Regions from separate parts of the Homo sapiens genome. Here region 2 is linked to region 1. A link is a contact called in ENCODE Hi-C or POLR2A ChIA-PET data. All regions are on one chromosome and are shown on one strand. Each heading gives the region's core, a stretch centred on a gene start or an enhancer-like site at or near the end of the contact. The rest is flanking DNA. Distances are from core to core; before and after follow the strand shown. Region 1 has its middle 29 kb from the start of SLAMF1. Region 2 holds the start of UFC1 (ubiquitin-fold modifier conjugating enzyme 1).

Region 1 (3,043 bases), core at 130-2,629:
AGAAGGAAACAAATGCCACTTTCTGTCACAAATAAGCACATTCCTCAGCTGCTGAGGAACCAGCGTGCCTCTGCGGACATTGTATTTGTATTATTTCCAGTTACTGGAAACCTGAGGTAAATCTCACCTTAGACGGCTCAGGTCACAGACACCAACGGTTCCCTGCTCCTCCCATCCCTCAAGGCAGTGCCAGATACATAATTTGTGGGGCTCAGTGCAAAATGAAAATGTTGGCTCCCCTTGCTCAAAAAGCAAGGAAAATGTGCCAATAAAAGTACTGAAATATTAAGCCTTTTCTTTTCTTCCACAGTCTCTCTACTTGAGATGGTATTTTTTTATTTGCTTGCTATTTAATGCTGTTCTAAGTAAAGGCAAATTAAAAACTTAAATTATCATGAATTTTACTTTCTATATTTTAAAACATTAGTTTTAAATGAAAATAGAATATTTAATTCATATTTGGGATCATTGCAATTACTCAATTTCTATTTCGTGGCTCATGCATGCATATATATTTTGTTCTTATTGGAAGTGTGAAAACGCTGCGAAAACCCAACTTAACTTTTTTATTTTACTTCTTGTTGCATACACATTCTCCCAACACTCTGTGAAAGCCAGTGGCTCCCATAACGTGACCACTTTGCACTTACTTTGAGTTTCACTGAACTCCCACATATTTTGGGTAGGTCCGCTGGAGTGCTGTGCTCATGGGATATGAAAAAGGGTAACAAGGAATGGTGGCAGACATGCAGATTACATGTATCTTCCCTTCTCACCTGCATGCTTAAGCAGAAGCTGAAAGAGAAAATTATCAAGAATTTCCAGATAGTGTCAGCAGCAGCAGAGCACTAACCCAGGTTCAAGGCCCTTCTGACCTGGGGCCCCGTGTCACTGTACAGGTCACAAGCCCGTGAAGCCAAATTTACCTCAAGGACAACTAATATCTTACACCAAGACAACGGCCTTCTCTGGAAGTCACAAGGCCTGGTTCTTATGTTCCCCAGCCCCTCATATCTGTCTATGCATCAAAAGTTAGTAGAAGCTGGGCGCAATGGCATACACTGTAGTCCCAGCTACTCCCAGGGCTGAGGTAGGAAGATCACTTGAGGCCAGGAGGTGGAGGTTGCAGTGTGCTGTGATCATACCTGGGAAAAGCCACTGCCAGTCCTGCCTGGGAAACAAAGCAAGACCCTGTATCCTCAAAAAAAAAATAAATAAATAAAGGTTAGTGTGTTCCCTTATCAGTATACACAAGCCCATTTGTCTTTGTGCAAAGAGGATACTCCAGAATTAGCCTCAATTTCCAGTCATGAGTATACTCTTGTGAACTGAGGTGTCAGGATAAGTTGCTTCCCCTTGGCCTTCAGGCGGCTCAGGCAAGCTCCTGCACTGCCCTCTGCTGGCTCCAGCGCAGCAAGTTTAAGTAAAACTTAAAGCCTTGGATTAGGTCAGTGCTTCTCAAACTCTAACTTGCCAGCAAATCACCTGGGGATCTTGTGAAAATGCAGACTTTGAATCAGTAGGTCTGGGGTGGGAACCAGCTTGTCTCAACAGCCAGCATGAGGTTACACATGGAAGGTTGGCAAGGCCAGGAGCTCCTGTGGACTAAGAGAAAGTAACCCTCATATCTGGCTTTGCACAAATAAGCAGCTTGGATTGGGCCCTTGTGTTGGGACCAGGTAGGGGTACATATAAATAGACCTGGCCCCTCAGATCAGTGAGTTCATTCATTTACCACCTATATTTACCAAGTGCTTACCTATGCTAGGGGTCCCATGCTGGAAGCCACTTAGTAAGAACAAACACTGACTACCACGTATGCCCTAGGCTCTGTGCTGAGCTCATTACCTGAAAGGCTTTCTTTTTTTTTGAGGAGTGTTGCTCTGTCACCCAGGCTGGAGTGCAGTGGCGCGATCTCGGCTCACTGCAAGCTCCGCCTCCCAGGTTCATGCCATTCTCCTGCCTCACCCTCCCGAGTAACTGGGACTACAGGCGCCTGCCACCACGCCCAGCTAAATTTTTTGGCATTTTTTTAGTAGAGACAGGGTTTCACCGTGTTAGCCAGGATGGTCTCGATCTCCTGACCTCATGATCCGCCCATCTCGGCCTCCCAAAGTGCTGGGATTACAAGCGTGAGCCACTGTGCCCGGCCATGGCTTTCTTTAAGGAACAGGGCTGTGGGTTGTTTAGAGTGGAAGTGTTTCCAAAAGTCTTCATTGAGGATTTGGACTTTAAATGGTTTTTGGCCATTTAAAGGATTTGGCCAGGATAATTTTACACAACTGTTGGTATGATCAAAGCAGCCTTAGAAAGGTTCCATCTCTCATTGTCCCTTCTTGTCCAGGAATAAAAAGATCAAGCTCCTCCACAGTGTTCTTGGGCTATCTTCAAGTGCGTTTGTTAAAGTGGCAGCTCCTGCACCTGGAGAGTGTGCTCTCTCTTCCCCACAATTCTTTCTACTCCTCCTCCCCCATCTCTAACCTCCTTAGAAGACTGCATGGTGGGGCAGAGGATGGATTTAGCTCAGAGCCACCTGCACCAGCTGGCAAATGCTAACCACAGGCTCTATTCTCTTTCGCCAGCTGCTCTGCCCAGCCCTTTGCCCCAGTTGGGTGAGTGAGAGCCCACTCCTTTTGCCTGGTCCCCTCCCCCAACTCCAGCCTGCCTGTCTTTCCTCCTCTCTCCTCCACCATCTTCTCCTCCTACAAATTTTTGTCACCATCATGTTCTATTCCCATCATCTTTCCATCTCTCATTTTTCTGTTCCTCTGTCTCATCCCATCCTGCTGATTATTTTTTTTCATAACTCCCACTTTTCACCCAGACCTCACCATGCCAATTCTGCCTCTGATGTTCCAGCTGCCCATGAGGGTCTGCACATCCCCTGACAGGCAGTGCCTTGGTTTGTTTCCTTCCTCCTTTACTGACATAGGAAACACAGTCCCCTCAACAAGTGTCTCCTATCCCTGTGACTAACTTGGTCAGAGACTCCTAAGGAGCCGACAACGCAGCAAACACATTGGTTGGTTCCCTCAACAGATAT
Region 2 (3,312 bases), core at 671-3,170, 480 kb before region 1:
CGTTTTGACCTTCATTTCACAGGTACTTCAAACTCAGCATTTCCATCTGGAATTTTTTATATTCCTTTGGATACACTTCCTGAATTATCCTCCTGAATTATCAATTTCAGGTGGCAGTATGAGCATTCACCCAAGGCAAAAACCTGGGAATCATCTTTGACCCTCCCTATCCCTTACTACACTAATCCATGTTATGCTAATTTTACCTTCTGAATATTCTACAAATCTACCTCTCCTCTCTATCCTCACAACTGCCTAGTTTAGATTGCCTTTTGTTTCGCTGAGATTAATGACAGCCTAACTTGTCTCTTACCTTCAGTCTTGTCCCTGTCAATTGTATTTTCCCCTTATTGCCAATGTGACTGATCTAAACCCAAATCGGCCATGTAATTCCTCAGCTTAATAACTTTTAACGGTATCCCAAAGCCTCCAAGAGAAAATTCAAGTGCTCAAATATGTCTCCTAGCTTTGTCTACCATTCCCTGCCTCACATTTGATGCTCTAACAACTCTGAGCTACTTTGTTTCTTCAAACACATCATGCTGGTGCCTGTGCCGTTTCTAGATTCTATGCCTTTGCTCATGCTGTCCCTTTTGGCTTGAATGTCCTTCTACTCTTATGTTTTATCAGGCTAGCTTATGTTTACTCTTTAAGTTTCAGCTCAAGCATTACCTCTTCCAGGAAACCTTCCGTGACCGAATGCAAACTGGATGTCTCCTCTTATGCTCTCAAAACATCCTAGCCATTTCTCGCTTTATATCTGTCCATATCTGTCTCAGTCTCTCTCCACTTAAACACTGTATTATAATGATCTGGTTTTGTCTACCTCAGTAAGTTCCTCCTTATTCGGCTTGGTATCTCCTCCCTAGGTTCTATATGCACAGTAATTTTTTTTTTTTAGTGAATGAATACATGAGGTAGGAGAACTAGAACTGCTGGTCTTTGAAGCAGGCAGAAACTACAAGGAAGACAAACTTTTCTCACCTTCCACAGTAGAGATAACTGAGAAGACAGCCCGTTTCTAACTATGAGCTAAACTCCCCAACTCTCTGTAGTTAACACCTACTTGAATTTTCAGCCCTAATGTGGCTTGAAAGAGTGAAGAGTGAGGCCAGGCGCGGTGGCTCACGCCTGTAATCTCAGCACTTTGGGAGGCCGAGGCGGGTGGATCAGGATCACGAGGTCAGGGGATCGAGACCATCCTGGCCAACACGGTGAAACCCCGTCTCTACTGAAAATACAAAAATTAGCTGGGTGTGGTGGCGCGCGCCTGTAGTCCCAGCTACTCAGGAGGCTGAGGCAGGAGACTCGCTTGAACCCGGGAGTCGGAGGTTGCAGTGAGCCGAGATCGCGCCACTGCACTCCAGCCTAGCAACAGAGCGAGACTCCGTCAAACAAACAAACAAAACAGTGAAGAGTGAAGAAGGGGGCAGAGAGATGCGGACTGGGAGTTGGCGCCCTGAGGATTTTTGTTCACATCCAGGTGAACAAACACCTGTAGCCAGGGAGACACGTCACCTTCTGGGGAAGCGTATCCCTAAAATAACTGCTGCTTTTAGCCGCAAGGTCTGGCCCCACTGTGCACCTCACCCGAGTCTTTTTTGCCCTCTCCCCACCATCCCTCCTTAGTCCCCGAGCCCCACAATAGTCCCATTTCTATGAATTTGGGCGTTAAACTTAAAAACCGGAAGCGGCTTCCACACGGAGCCTATTATTGAGGACACCTGATTTCTCCCAACCCTTATGCTACGCGTTAGACTGTAGAAACACAACTAACCCGGATAAGGGACTGATATTCCTCCTTCAGTCGCTGCACCCACAACTCACGATCTCGGGGTCCGGCGTTAGTCTTCAGCACCGGGATCTCAGACACAACACGTCGCGTGGCTTCATCCGCCATCTTGGACCAGGGCGCAAGAGAAACGCGGAAGTGGTGTTGCCTGTAGCTTACCTCAAGGCGCCGTCATCTTTACTATGGGAAGATGAGACGTTGGGTTGCTGTAAGACCTCTTTTGAATAAGATCTTTGTTTTCTTGTCACCTAGTTACCCGCTTGTGAGTGCATCGAGAAGAACAGAATGTAAACAGATTACTCCGTCCTATATATGACACCTATCATTAAAATCACCGCATAAGGCACAAAGGGTGACTTCCGTTCATGCTCAGAGAAGTAATCGCAGAAAACCCGGACACCTTCCCAAACTTGGAAAGCTCTTAGAACTTCAGGCTGCTGAAGGCATTTTTACTTATTTATTTATTTTTATTATACCTTAAGTTCTAGAGTACATGTGCACAACGTGCAAGTTTGATACATAGGTATACTTGTGCCATGTTGGTTTGCTGCACCCATCAACTCGTCATTTACATTAGGTATTTCTCCTAATGCTATCCCTCCCCCAGCCCCGAGCCCCCAACCCCAAGGCGCTTTTCAAGGCACTGACTTCCTAAAACGAGCGATTCGTGTTTCCTCTTCGAAGAACTTTTCCTTTGCTTATATATAGTCCTGCCTCTAGATGCAGTTATCCTGTAGAAGGATGTTTAACTCCTGATAAAGATTAGAAACCATGCAGAATCAAAAGACAAATCCCTGCAAGATTTCTGCCTTAGTCTAGCCATTCACTGAGTCCTAGACTTTTTTTTTTTTAGACAGTGTCTCAATCTGTTGCCCAGGCTGGAGTACAGTGGTACGATCATAGCTTACTGCATCTTCCATCTCCCGGGCTCAAGCGATCCTCCTGCCCCAGCCTCCCCAAAGTGCTGGGATTACTTGTGGGGAAACAATAAACAAACTCCAGTTGGACTTAAAATCTAAACACATTAATTTTTGCTTTTTTTTTTTTTTTTTTTGGAGACCGAGTTTCACTCTTGTTGCCCAGGCTGGAGTGCAATGGCATGATCTCGGCTCACCGCAACCTCCGCCTCCCGGGTTCAATTGATTCTCCTGCCTCAGCGTCCTGAGTAGCTGGGATTACAGGCATGTGCTACCACGCCCGGCTGATTTTGTATTTTTAGTAGAGACCGGGTTTCGCCATGTTGGCCAGGTTGGTCTTGAACTCCTGACCTCAGGTGATCCACCTGCCTCAGCCTCCCAAGGTGCTGGGATTACAGGCGTGAGCCACCGCGCCGGCCATTTTGGCTTTAATTTAAATATCCTGTTTGGCTGGCGTGGTGGCTCAAGCCTGTAATCCCAGCAACTTGGGAGGCCAAGGCAGGTGGATCACTTGAGGTCAGGAGCTCCAGACCAGCCTGACTGGTGAAACCCGTCTCTACTAACAATACAAAATTAGCTAGGCATGGTGGCGCACGCTTGTAG

What was found. Hi-C counts contacts between places; a loop is a spot of excess contacts on that map. ChIA-PET counts read pairs that join two places held with the same protein, here RNA polymerase II (POLR2A). Pooled maps may share reads with other maps.
Region 2: a loop to region 1 is called in a pooled map, with 5 times the contacts of the local background. The contact joins the promoter of UFC1 here to the enhancer-like site in region 1. A Hi-C loop is called at or near these places in 2 of 168 maps with a recorded cell type or tissue (HCT116 and heart left ventricle) and 1 of 50 pooled maps. POLR2A ChIA-PET finds 5 or more read pairs at or near these places in 4 of 52 experiments (A673, GM12878, HEK293 and 1 more).

What each region holds. Positions count from the first base shown.
Region 1 is chr1:160,674,112-160,677,154 of GRCh38, reverse strand. No RefSeq gene overlaps it. Among named protein-coding and RNA genes, the nearest start is that of SLAMF1, 29 kb to the right of the region's middle. RefSeq lists a silencer at 2,357-2,466 and an enhancer at 2,317-2,933. Within about 2 kb of position 1,379, at least 6 of the 41 ENCODE cell types and tissues checked have a DNase peak (open chromatin) inside an H3K27ac peak, as active enhancers do.
Region 2 is chr1:161,152,586-161,155,897 of GRCh38, reverse strand. It overlaps UFC1 (ubiquitin-fold modifier conjugating enzyme 1), which reads right to left and starts at 1,920. Exons shown (of 6, transcript NM_016406.4): 1 at 1,778-1,920. The coding sequence starts at 1,900. RefSeq lists enhancers at 1,613-2,002, 2,043-2,092, 2,183-2,232, 1,121-2,320, 1,558-2,338.